Regions from separate parts of the Homo sapiens genome. Here region 1 is linked to region 2. Evidence: chromatin contacts called from ENCODE Hi-C data. All regions are on one chromosome and are shown on one strand. The core of a region is the stretch at or near the end of the contact, and the rest is flanking DNA. Distances in the headings are between cores, read along the strand shown. Region 1 overlaps PDE7B (phosphodiesterase 7B). Region 2 overlaps PDE7B (phosphodiesterase 7B).

The links. Hi-C counts contacts between places; a loop is a spot of excess contacts on that map. Pooled maps may share reads with other maps.
Region 1: a loop to region 2 is called in a map of endothelial cell of umbilical vein, with 10 times the contacts of the local background. The contact joins two enhancer-like sites. A Hi-C loop is called at or near these places in 1 of 168 maps with a recorded cell type or tissue (endothelial cell of umbilical vein) and 1 of 50 pooled maps.

The regions. Positions count from the first base shown.
Region 1 is chr6:136,032,811-136,039,319 of GRCh38, forward strand. The region is part of intron 2 of PDE7B (phosphodiesterase 7B); the gene reads left to right. It also overlaps the pseudogene COX5BP2. Among named protein-coding and RNA genes, the nearest start is that of PDE7B-AS1, 37 kb to the right of the region's middle. RefSeq lists enhancers at 4,994-5,494, 5,495-5,995. Within about 2 kb of position 2,669, at least 4 of the 41 ENCODE cell types and tissues checked have a DNase peak (open chromatin) inside an H3K27ac peak, as active enhancers do; they include endothelial cell of umbilical vein, where a contact is called at or near this core.
Region 2 is chr6:135,992,114-135,998,824 of GRCh38, forward strand. The region is part of intron 2 of PDE7B (phosphodiesterase 7B); the gene reads left to right. Among named protein-coding and RNA genes, the nearest start is that of PDE7B-AS1, 77 kb to the right of the region's middle. Within about 2 kb of position 3,183, at least 2 of the 41 ENCODE cell types and tissues checked have a DNase peak (open chromatin) inside an H3K27ac peak, as active enhancers do; they include endothelial cell of umbilical vein, where a contact is called at or near this core.

The DNA of each region.
Region 1 (6,509 bases), core at 1,419-3,918, 40 kb after region 2:
GACATTCTAGTCTTATTTAATCCTTTCAAGATCCCAGTGTGATGGATAAAAAGTTGCCATCATACCCATTTATAGATAAGGCCCCAAATTTGGGGCAAAGCTCAGTGGTGAGTATAGATCAAAACCCAGTTTTTGTAACTCTCAGATAAGTAGTCTTAGAGAGTGACTTTAGAGATTTCCTTGTTGTAGCTGTTTTCTAAGAAGTTGACAGACTCGAATGTGAAATTCTGAAAAGTGTACTCTACCACCACTGTGACCTTTCACAATCAGAAATAAGTCCTGAAATCCTAGAAAGGCTATAGTCAGAGGGTGCCAGGGGCACACACCGAAGTATCAGATGTTCAGTAGTGGGACAGAATAGGAGGCTGTATTCATCAGCAGGCAGGAGCTGAGTAGAGAAAATCAAGTCTTCCTGCCATGTTGTTCTCAACCTTTTGTCTCACTGGACCCATTTTTTTGGAAAATTCACAGAGACAGTAAACTTAGCATTAGTTAAGATCTTTAACAGCTAACAGGATAGAGTGTGATGTTAGCTGAAATCCTAGTTTCTCTCTTAAAACATACAAAAATAATTGAATAAGTAAAGGAGGGAGAGGTCACTCACACTGAAAACCAGAATTAGGGCACAAGAGGCCGGGCAGGTCCCCAGTACCTGAAAAAGGACCCAAAGGCTAGCACAGAAGGTCTTCCCTTCTGCTGTTGCTCCCACAGTTAATATTCATTTGCAGAGTGAACAAGAGAATGATTGGGTATGGTTTAGACACTCCTCCTACTTCGCCCCACCTGTCTTTCCTCATCTCTCCCCACATGCTTTCCCCCTTTCCCCATGACAATGGAAATATGTGCTGCCTTGTAGGGTCGGTCTGTAGACTAAGTCGTTTTTCCTACTTGCTGGCATTATTTCTTGAGATTAGCTAAGGCCAGAGTTATCACATTTCTATGTCTCCTAAATTGTTTGCAGTTCTTCTACTTGGACTGTATAGAACCAAGTTGAAAGACCTGTTTTTACTTCCCTGCTCATTTTGAATTTTTTTTTTGAATTGCATTTGTAAAAGCAGAGTGGTCGTGTGTGTGCATGTGTGTGTGTGTGTGTGTTTACACATCCATACTTGAACTGATGGAGAGGAAAGTTCAGGACAAAATAAATAAACTCCCTCCATAGTTTGCATTTTTTTCCAAAAGATAGGCCACAGATAAGGGTCAATAAGGGTATAAAACAATTCCAAAATATCTGAGTGAGAAAATTTTTATTAAACTTTTTGTTTTGTAAGAATCTATTAATAGATTCAAAGTGAAAGAAAATGACAAGGGATATATGTTTCTAAGTTTCCATTTTTTTGAAAGGTACATTCTCTAGAATTGTTAGAAATATTTAACATTATAAATGCCTTATTTTACAAATCATGTATAATAAATGCTTATCTGCCTAGTGACTGGAGCACCCATAGTCTACAAGATTTTTACATAGCCCTCAGAACACCAAAAATTCTTCAACATAATCCAGGTTCTAAATCAACTATATATTTGACACTTTTCTTGGTTGTATACTTTAGTATCGGGGTTATCAATTCTTTTATAGCTCCAACCACAAAGCAAAGTCTTTTTATTTTTAGTTTTTGGAAGAAGGAGCCAATGCAATGGCTAGTTTTTATTAAAAAGAAGAAACTTTTTAGCACATTTTGAGTAACTTAGTGCAGGGGCTCAGTGGGCCCACTGGTGGGGCAGCTTGTAATAGTTTCCAGTCAGGGCATCACCGGGGCTCACCTTTGTCCAGCCAAAACCAGATGATGGCACTATTCTCTTCACAGATGCTGCCCACTGCTGGTGAAGGAGGGGGGCTAAATTAAGGTCCTCTTTGGTACCTGAAGCTGCCTTTGGGGGTAGTATATTATATGGGTCCAGTCCCTTCCGTGCAGCCATCATGATATCCCTCTCCAACCCAGTCACCTGCTCATTGTCAGTAAGAACATCACCTCCAGATGCATTGGAGTGCACTTCAACCACCCCTCAGGGACCCTGGGCCCTCAGGGCCCGCACAGCCGGCACCCCAGCTCCTCAAAGTAACCTCGAAGCCATGAAGCCATCACACCCTCAACAAGTAACAGTACTTCCAGGAACAGCAAAGTCTTTTTGATACAAGTAGGTGTCCATTGTCCATTGGAACAAGCTGTTTTGACTTTGTTAGTTCTCATTATTTTGGGTTGATTCACAATGCCTGAAAAAGAACTTGGTTATTTTGAAAATCTATCTTAAAATGTCCTGTCTGCAACCCATTAATTACTGATATTAACATGTGTAAGAATCCTCACAAGTTACCTAGATGGGTCTTCTCTGTTCCATGATTCCTTTGATCACATAACAACCCCACCCTTTCCCCACCCTCAGTGATCCAAACTTCTGGCTGCAGATACCATATCAAGATGAATGATGTCCACTGAGTAGTGAAAATTATAGGTTTACAGGCATGTTCTTCTAAAGTAACTATCTGAAAAACAAAAGAGATCCCAGCCTATGAGATGTTAGCTACGAAATGTAACAAAACCACCTTTCAGATAATTCACATGGTAGAGAGGTTTTAGTCCAGCAAGTACTAGCCTCGCATCAGTTTGTCCCAATCTCTTGAACCTGCAGTTGAGCCAAAAATTTCCGAGCCAAGCTTTCTCGCAAGATTTCCTGTACTTCCTGTTTCTATGTGAGCCAGAAATACCATGAGAATGACCTTTCTTGTGGTATTTTTGCCCTTATACTCCAGGATGAAAATAATCCCATATTGGGGGAACTTTTTTTAAATTGTGCAAATATTTCCAGGTTTCAAACCTTCAAATGAAGTAGGTTCCTCCTTGGGAATGAAAATGTGAAATGGTGATGGCTTGGCCCTGACTCATCTCCACTAGGAAGTATTCGTGCTCAGTGATCCAACATTTTGTAATTTCTCTAAGATATTTTTACAAGGAACTAGATAAAATAGTACAGAGGATACAATGGAAATGTATATCCTTGGATTTTTTTTAAAAAGTCATTCTTGAAGAAATGAACAATGAAGTGTTGTGTTCTTAGTACATTAGTGTATGTGATATATGATATCACATATTTGTTTTCTTTGTTCTTAACCCCTTTGTTCCAAGGGTCAGGATATCCTGATGCTAAGTACTATTGCAAAATAACTGAACAAAAATAAAAATAGTCAAACACTTAGGAAACTCTTCAGTTGTTATGTCAAGGAAGTTTGTGACTGAGGAGTGAGTTTAAGACATTATTCAGGAAATATGATAATAAAGCAAACAGTCTACATGTGATTATTAAATAAAATCATCTCAATCCTAGAGAGTCTTGATGCCCCCAGCCTGATGGAAGGGTAAGATAAGGACTGGACGGGCTGTCAAAGTGGTGGAAGTGTTGAACTGATGGTGAAATCCTTTCATCTCTTATCAGAGAGGGAAAAAGGAAGGGCACATCTTTCTAATCAAGTAGACCGCTGATTATTCCCTAATTGTGTTGTATGTATATCTGGTTGTTATAGAAAGAGCTGCTAGATCAATATTTTCATAACAAAATTCACCAAAAGCAGTGTCTTCAATGTCTTTATTATTGTTTTATACCCTCTTGCCCCTTCTTCACCTGTTAGGAAGGAGAGTAGGTTTGCCAGTATGCTTTTCCATCCAGAAAAAAGAAAATTCACTTAATCCAGTATGGAAAACTAAACTTATTAACCATGGATTTAGAGAAATAATAAAACAACAATAAAATTACAGTTGTCTTTGCTGGTTTCAACTTTAAAAAGAAATGAGGTGGGAGTAATGAAAATAAAACACACTCTACAACGATCTTTCTCCTCTTCCCCAAGTTTCCTCCTCTCTCCCATGAAGAAATATCAAATAATTGTGTGATAAACCAGCCTTGAAAGGAATGTAGAGCAGAAGCAACAGATTATACACCAGCAAAATGGCATGCCAAGCAAAATAAAGCACTTTGCAATGTGGAGACGTGAAGAGAGGAAGATGGGATTGTTACAATGTTCTCCAAGAAAACAGGGGCTATTCACTTGAATGTGCAAGTTCAAATTGTTCCTACAAACCCAATTTGCTGGCAAAAGTGCCAAATACAAAACTACCCTACTTTCGTTTCTGTCCAAGGCCTTTCACATAAGCTACAGGGGGCATCGCCTTTTGTTGAATTGGTTCTTACTTTCAGGGTTAGCGCCTCCATCTCTGAGACTAGGAACAAGAGGCATGGCCCACAGTTGATGTTGCCCTCGATTCAACCACTCTCAGGTCGGGGACACAGTAGTCAGTGGCCCACATAATAAATCAACAGTGCTCTCCCTCCAGAAGGTGAATTGTTAACATTCTTTTCTTTCTTTCATTGCCATTTATGTCCCCTGTGAACATCCTTTAAAATGCTTGTTCCTTTGAAAATGGGTTTTGAATGAGCCTGAGCCACATATCCAGGCTATGCAGGCCACTGCCCATACGCATGAGGATCTTGATGCTTCCCGAATTCGCATCTTTCGGAGTTAACTGTGGAATGTGATTCAATGTTATTTCCCTTCCAGCTGAAGGGCAGCTGAGGTTATGAAGGGATTTGACTAATAGGTCATAACCCAGATAGGTTTGCCGAGAACCAAATGACACAAGGGGGAGGGATGTGGAGAAGGAGCGAGAGTGATCAAACTGAGGCACTGAGGATCAACCAAGCCCATCCCAGCACTGGTCTTGGTGACTGGGCAAGGTGCCCCCCAACCCCCATCAGGCCCTCCAGAGAGAAGCAGCTGCAGATTGGCTCTGCAGACTCTCAGCTTCCTCTGTTTTTTTGAGAACTCCTTGGGGCTTGCAGGCCTGAGCCTGTACCACAGGGGTGACTCCTCACCTGACACCTCCAGATAACTGGCCTCCAGCAAGGGGGGAGCCCCTCTGTGAGGTTAGCAAAGGGGAAGCCCCGCTTCTTTGCCTGAAGTCCTTAAGAGCTAAGCCGACAAAGAGCTAAGAGTCAACAAACTTTGACAAGCACCAAAAGAGAATTGAGAACAAATAAATCAGAAGAAAGAAGAGGAAAAGCAAATGCTAGAACCTCGATGGCTTTTTTTTTTCTCCCTGCTGTCGTTCCAGCTGTAGCCTGGGATTAATTAAGTGCTGTGAACTCAGTGCCAGAGAGAGGAGGGGAAAAAAAATGCATTCTATCTCTAAGGAAGGAGTACAGTAACAGTTTCTCACCAGAGAGAAACCTAGGGAAGTGAATCGCTCTCGTCGGCAGTGTTTGTGGAGGGCCTGAAGAGACAGGGAGGTTGTGCCAGGCTGGAGGAGGCTTGTCTTTCCGAAGCTGGAGAGGATCTTACGGGGGTTCGCTTTTCCCTGCCTGGGAAGAATTTCCCCTGTGGTAGCAGCAGCAGCAGCAGCAGAAGCAGAAACAGCAGCAGCAGCAACAGCAGCAGCAGCAGCAGCACCACCACCACCACTACCTCCTCTTCTGGGGCACAAGACAGAATGCCTGTGCTAGAGCGATATTTCCACCCAGCAGAGCTAGGCAGGAGGTGGACAGGCCCAGAAGGTGTGCTGCCCTCCTCCCCGGGAAGCCGGCCGGGGTGCCAGCAGGGGCCGCTGCCCTGGGACTTGCCAGAGATGATCAGGATGGTAAAGCTGGTTTGGAAATCCAAAAGTGAGCTGCAGGCGACCAAACAGAGAGGCATTCTGGACAATGAAGATGCTCTCCGCAGCTTTCCAGGTAAATTGACCATGGGGTGTAATAGGTCACAGGACCAAGTCTGATAACTAACTCCCTTTCTTTGTAGAGTCCAAGCCATAGGGAGGAAAATGAACTGTGTAGCATCAGGTCTGAGGGCTGTGACTTCCAAATGTCTGCTGTATGATAGAAATGCATCTTGAAATTAAGAGTGATTTAGTAGGAGGAGCATTTGACTGGAAATCAAGAAACCTGGGTCCTGGACTCAGCTTGACAAATGCTTGCCCTTTGGGCTTGCACAAGCCAAATTTCCTGAGTTTCAGTCCCCACCAAGGAGGGGGTGGAATTGGATGCTCTTTAATGGCCATCCTGACTCTAACATTTCTTGTCAACAAGTTAGAGATATCCCTAGGAGAATATTCTCCTTGGGTGGCTTTTTATCATTCTTTCTATAAAGTAAAATACATTTTCCAATTTTTAACTATGCCATTTACAGCATGTATTATGTTCCCAGCACTGAGTTTGGCATGCAAGCTTTTTATGTCCTGGGCAAGTTGGTAAACTTTCTTGACTTGGTTTCCCCTTTGGCAAATGTCAGCAATATAAACACCTTTATTGATATCAACTCACTCACAAATGTGGAAATAATGATTCCCAGGGACTTTGTCTTGTCATAAGAATGTGCTGTGTTTGGGACGGTTGTGGAGAACTTCACTGTGTTTCTGACAGTGGATACAACCACCACCAAGACACCCAGCATGCCTGGGAAGGATCCCAAGGGGCTTCGTAAACTAAGAAAGCCACAGCTGACTACAGGGCACTCTCTTTCTTTG
Region 2 (6,711 bases), core at 1,933-4,432:
TGTCCAACCTTTTGGCTTCCCTGGGCCGCTCTGAAAGAAGAAGAATTGTCTTGGGCCACACATAAAATACACTAATACTAATGATACCTGATGAGCTAAAAAAAAAAAAAAAATCGCAAAAATCTCATAATGTTTTAAGAAAATTTACTAATAAGTATTGGGCCACATTCAAAGCTGTCCTGGGCTGCATGCAGCCCTTGGGCCACGGATGGGACTAGCTTGTTCTAGATATTTTCACCATAGCAGTCTCTTAGATATATTCCACTTTCTAAGTATTCTGTTTGAGGTAACATTTCTGTTTCATTTCAGGTTTCAAATATATATCATTAATTTGCATTTCAGGTTATTTTTAGCTTATAATATGTTAAAGTTCAAATCAAGCCAGCACTGCACAGTGCCTAACACTGGGTCTTGGGCAGTAAACACTTAATAACACCTGTGATGATACTTCAAATTTTTTTTTCCAAGTTTTTATGCATTAGAATAAACAGATTAACTTTCCTTTTTACTTAATTGTTCCCTGTAGCTAGAGTTTGTGGATGGTTTATATTCAGGATAAATGATAGCAAATGAAGGAAAATGTGACTCAAAATATGTGCTACATGTCCATTTATGTTTCATCTACGGATATTAAAATATTATTTCCCAGTGTTTGGTCCATGGAAAGAACACACTTAATAAACTTCAAAGTAACTCTGTTCCATAAGTGGGAATAGTAATTTCTATGAAGTATGAAACTTTACAGTTTATAAAGTGCTTTCAAGTACACAATCTCATGTGCCCCTCCCAACAGCCCTGTGAAGTAAGTGTAGGGTAATGACTTCTTATTTACTTGGCTGGAGAATATGGTTGGAGAAAATTCAGTGACTTGCCCAATGTCACACAGTGAGTTGTGAAACCCTTTAGTGGTCCAAATGCTCCTATCATCACGCCCAGTTGTTACCTTCTCCATCCTCATTGTGAGCTGAACTCCCCGTCCTCTGCAGTCTGGTCAACCCCTGCTACATTGGGCCAGGTCACATTTCTGTAGGTGGCATGAAAAAAATGGAGACAACTCTGATAGGTGGACTCAACTGGTGAGAGGTGAAGGCTATCCTGAATGTGACTCTAAAGATAAACATCAAAAGTTCAGCCTTAGCCAACATCTTAGCATTCCGCAATAGAGTTGAAGGTATCACCTATTTCATCTTTCAGAGGAGTGTCTTCTTGGTTCTTAACTCCATCGTTTTCAAGCCTGGCTAACCCTTGGAATTACCTGGGAAGATTTTTAAAATTCAGATGCTCCAGTCTCATCATGCAGTGATTCTAGCATCAGGCTCAAGCACTGATATTTTTGAAAGCTCCCCAGGTGACTCTAACGTTCAGCCAGGGTTGAGCGCCCCTGATACAGCTGAGAAGGCAGCAAGACTGTTATAAGCTGGCACAGAAGCAGCCTTCTTCTCCCTTAAACTAGGTAAAAAGAGCATGTCTGTTGACAGTCCTAACCATTTCTATGAGGAGGCCTTGTGTAATTTCAAAGCAAGCCAGAAACTTGTGTCTACTCAGGAATTCCTGTGGGACATTATTAAAGGGTTTATGGTTAACTGATGGGCTGAATTAATGGTGAGCATTAAGGCAGATTGAACCTCAAAATTCGGGCAGATTAACAAAGTGACCAAGGTAGAGGTAGAGATTTCAAGCTTAACTTTGAGTTTCCTATCTTTCATAAGACAAGTACTGGTGGTAATAAAAAGCATGCTTTCTTTCCTTCACCAGTCAAGTGGATGTGGACCAGCCCTTATAAAAACTCGGGTCTATCCAAAGAGACATAGGAGGAGAGGTATAATTAACTTGAGTAAGCAAAGTAATAAACAACAGCAGCCTGAAAAACAGCTTGCAGAAATCTAAGAGGGATCCCAGTTTCTCAGTTCTGTTTTTAAACTACCCCTTCCTTTAATCTCCTGCAGAAGTAAACTCATAGAAATTATACTAAGAACTAAAGTTGCCTGTTCTTGTATTGGATCTGTGTGTGTGTGTGTGTGTGTGTGTGTGTGTGTGTGTGTGTGTGTGTGTTTTATGTATATTAAGAAGGGAGGTGGGAAGGAGAGGACATTGGCCTAATTACCACTGAGATTGTGTCTTGTGAATTCCATTGAGGAAACACTTCAGAATAAGCACATTTGTTAAAGTGGATGAGTTATTTTACACTTCATACGAAAATGAAAAGATGAATGTATCATTCACAGTTATATTACTAGAGGTGAAAAAAATAGTATGGTTCTCCTCAACAGGGCTGAGTTACACAAATTTTATCTGAAGCTTCTATTTCACCAAAGATACATTTGACTCCATCCTACCTAGAGTAAGGAAATATTTAATTATTAATTAATCTTTTGCAGCAAAGCACATGTATAAATGGATTCAGAGTTAGAAAGCCATTAAAGCCAACTGAAATGTCTCCACAATTTATAGAAGTCATGGATACAATAGAGCCTATAATACACTCAAAATCCGATTGGAAGAGACTTTTTAAACTCAAGAACACTGTCTTTATTATATTAGAAGACTAATGAATCTCATTTATTCAATTATATTCAACAAGCACTTATTGAGGATCTAGCACAGGTTTGGCATTGTTGAGAGTAAAGAATAAGATAGCAACTCCTCATAATAACTACAAATACGTATTAAACAATTCGAGAATGCTAAGAATTATTATATTAGCATGTACTAAAGCTCTCATTTTAAAAAATATTACTACAGAAAATGTGGCATAGAAACAGTGAGTGCTATCAGCAATTCAAAGGATCTAAAACAGAGTTAGTCATAGTCATAGGGCTCAGTTTTTATCTTTCCTCATGCTCTCAAATCTTCCTAAAACAGCACTTTCATCAATAGTAAGCACTGGCTTCCCCATAATCAAAGATTATTCAGAATGAGACCTATCCATCCTGCTTCTTCATGTCCCCTCCCAACTCTGCATCCTCTTATCAGTGAGGCCAAGTCCCTTCATGCTGCCCTGGGACCCTTTGGCCCGGGCCTTTGGTCACACAAATCCTACAGGCCTCCAGGCCCTCTGGCCACCAAGTTCATGTCCCAAACCTTAACCCTCCCCCGGCCCCACGCTCCATACATATGTACCACCGCTACTCAGTCCATACTAATCCATCTAAATCCAGCCACAGACATGCAACTTCCTCTGACAAATCCAGGAAAAGGAAGCATGGTGTGTATCAATAGAAATGTGTCTGAATCCCACTATCTTGAAAACATTAAAGATTCTAAAAAATATATTTTTTAAAGGTTTACATCTGAAGGAGATAAAAATAGTATTTTTTGTTGTTGTTGGCAGAACAAATTTCTGACTCATGCTTAATCAGCCAGTGAAGACACTGATGAGTATGAGTCGATTCAGGGGTAACAGCAGAAAATGAAAGCCAGTGTGGACAAATGGGAAGTTGGTCTCTTCTGAGGAGAATAGAAAATTAGTGTTAGAAAAAGACCGTTGTGGTGAAGTTCTTAAAAGTGACCAGCATACCTATATGTTCTGTGCAAAACAGGTTATCTTCCTCTGCTCTGCTTAGCTGATTAGTCTGAGAGACGTTCTTACCAGCCCAGGGATACCAGCGCAAAGCCTTGCCCATATCCATTAACTAAAGACATTTCACAACAAGACAATTTGAGTGAATTATAAATAGTCTAAACTTATTTGTAAATGGAATAATTGGAACTACATTAAAATAAAAATTAATGAAGAGAATTAACATAAACATAAAGAGGTTTTTTCTTTAAAAGCCTATTATAAGGAATTGTTTTATAATTTAATTGTTAATTAACACCATAAATTTCTCAGCTTTCTTTAAATAAATGGATACACACATGCACACACACAGAGAAGGAGAGAGAGTTGGTGCTTTTTATTTTTATTTCTCAAAGTTAGATCAAATCTCATGAAAAGTTTACCATTGACTAAAATAAAACCTCTACTTGATGGTGATACATGCCTAGACACAGGATCTTTACCAAGAGAACATCAATTTCCTAGTGTCAAATAGGCAAACCTAAATAAATATATTGAGAATAATAGCATATAATTTTCTAATTTCAAAATTATGACTTTATATTTTGGCATAATTATTGGTCCATTTGTAAACAAGAATGTCTTTCAAACTGGTTTTTCTAGATTTCTAGATTTGTTTATTCAAACAAATCAAGCAAGGATACTTGCTGTTATATAGATCACAAATATGTTTGAGCTAAAAATTAACTTCAGTCAGAAATTCACTGATTCACCAAATGATTCAACTACTAATATGTGATAGATTTAGATTCCCTTTAACTTACATATTGTATAGACTCCCTACCACTAAGAAGTAACATAATACCGTATTAGTTTTCTATCCTTACAAAAGGCGAGAAAATAACGGAGGCAAAAGCACAGATTTTTATCAATATAGAACAAGGAGGACTGTTTTGTAAGTTTTTCTCACATTAACCCATTTAGACAATCTAGCTTTGTTGCTGAGAGAAGTATCCGTTTCTCTTTTTAACTCATTCTCTGTCCCTGTGTCAAATGCTAAACAGCAGAAATATGTTCATTTGGTCCAACTGTAGTCTTTTATCTTAGTCTTGTTTTGATCCAATACTGAGAAGAAAAATCCATCTAGTTACCCTACTTCTTTTCCAGTATGCACAGCACTTGTGTGAGTAAATATGAAGGATCCAGGGTAGATAACAGCAAATATACTGTTTGGTATTTTCTCCTTCCGAGAAATAGCAATACCCACTTAGAGCACAGGGATGCTGTGAAGATTAGTCACATTAAATTTGAGTATAGTCCATTGGAGATATGCTACTGTGATCAACTGTTAAATCTGATAAGAAACACTGAGACCATCATCCACTCCTCTGAACTATCCTTTAATAGCCCAGTCCCGATGGAAGCTGGAGGCCATCATTCACTTCAAATCTGTGACTTTATTCTCGGTTTTTTTGTTGTTGTTGTTTTATTTTTTATTGACCATGTGGTAATTTCAAGAAGCAGGCTGGGCACAATGGCTCAACCCTGAAATCCCAGCACTTTGGGAGGCCAAGATGGGCAGATTGCTTGAGCCCAGGGGTTCAAGACCTAAGCAATATGGTGAGGCCCTGTCTCAACAAAAAATCCAAAAATTAGCCAGGTGTGGTGGCATGCACCTGTAGTCCCAACTACTAGGGAGGCTGAGTGGGGAGGATAGCTTGAGCCTGGAAGGTCAAGGCTGCAATGAGCCATGATCATGCCACTGCACTCCAGCCTAGCTGACAGAATGAGACCCTGTCTCAAAAAAAAAAAAAAAAAAAAAAAAAAAAAAAAAAAAAAGCCATAGAAAGCAGTTTCTATAGTAAAAAGAACTCATATGCATTTATTCTTTTTCTGAAATTTCACTACTAGGAATCTATCATAAGAAAAAAATCTAAAATATTGGAAAAAGCTCTTTATACAGAGATGTTTCTGCAGCATTATTTATGAGCACCAAGCATTTAATAACAATCTACATGCCTATGAATAGAAAAGAGATGAATTTAATTATCATAGAAGCATATGTTGAAACATCATTAAACACTATATTTGCAAAAAGTTTTTAAGAAAAGGAGAACTGTTTTTCTTACAATGTTAAATGGAGAAGGAGAACACAAGATGGTATAAATGATACAATATCAACTATGTAATATATATGTAGGGATAAGACTCGAAAGATAACAGAGTATTAGCAATCGCCAGTGGGTGGGAGGTTATTATATGGTCATTTTCTTTTTAATACTGCCTTTTTACTCCTCACTTACTATAAGGATCATTTAGTACATTTTACAAAACAAACAAACATACACTAATGGAAATGGAGTCAGGAAACTTATTTTCCAAGCTACTCTACCACTGTAAATTTTACGTTAGGCAAGTCTCTACTGCAGTGTATTGATAGAATATGGCCATTTTACCTTCTAAGACTCCTATAATTAACTGATGTAATGTATTTGAAATCACTTTTTATTTTAAAAGTCCAATATAATTACATAATTATATTTTTTGGAGGAGAAAAAGAGAGATTTTCATAGTTTTTCCAAGTAAAAAATACTTATTTACATAGTGAAAATAGAGGTTCACTATTATTCTTTCTGCCACCAGTTGGAATTCAGTTTTCTGGATAGTTTTTTACACAGTTTTTTGTGTAGACTATGGTATAACACATTGTTCGCCTTGGTTCCTGTCGACTAAGTAGAAACATATATAATGCAGATTATTTATCTTATAAAAATATGTCTTGGTTTATTTAAGTAATGTGATATTTATCTTGAATTATTTTTCAACCTTGCCTTAAAATTGACAAACATAATTAAAACTCCTGGCCAGGCGTGGTGGCTCACGCCTGTAATCCCAGCACTTTGGGAGGCCGAGGCGGGCAGATCACGAGGTCAGGAGATCGAGACCATCCTGGCTAACACGGTGAAACCCTGTCTCTACTAAAAATACAAAAAATTAGCCAGGCGTGGTGGTGGGTGCCTGTAGTCTCAGCTACTCAGGAGGCTGAGGCAGGAGAATGGCGTGAACCCGGGAGGCAGAGCTTGCAGTGAGCCGAGATGGCGCCACTGCACTCCAGCCTGGGTGACAGAGCAAGACTCCATCTCAAAATAAAAAAAAATAAAAAATAAACAAAAAAAAAACACTCCTTAAAGTGATACTTAGACATTACAATT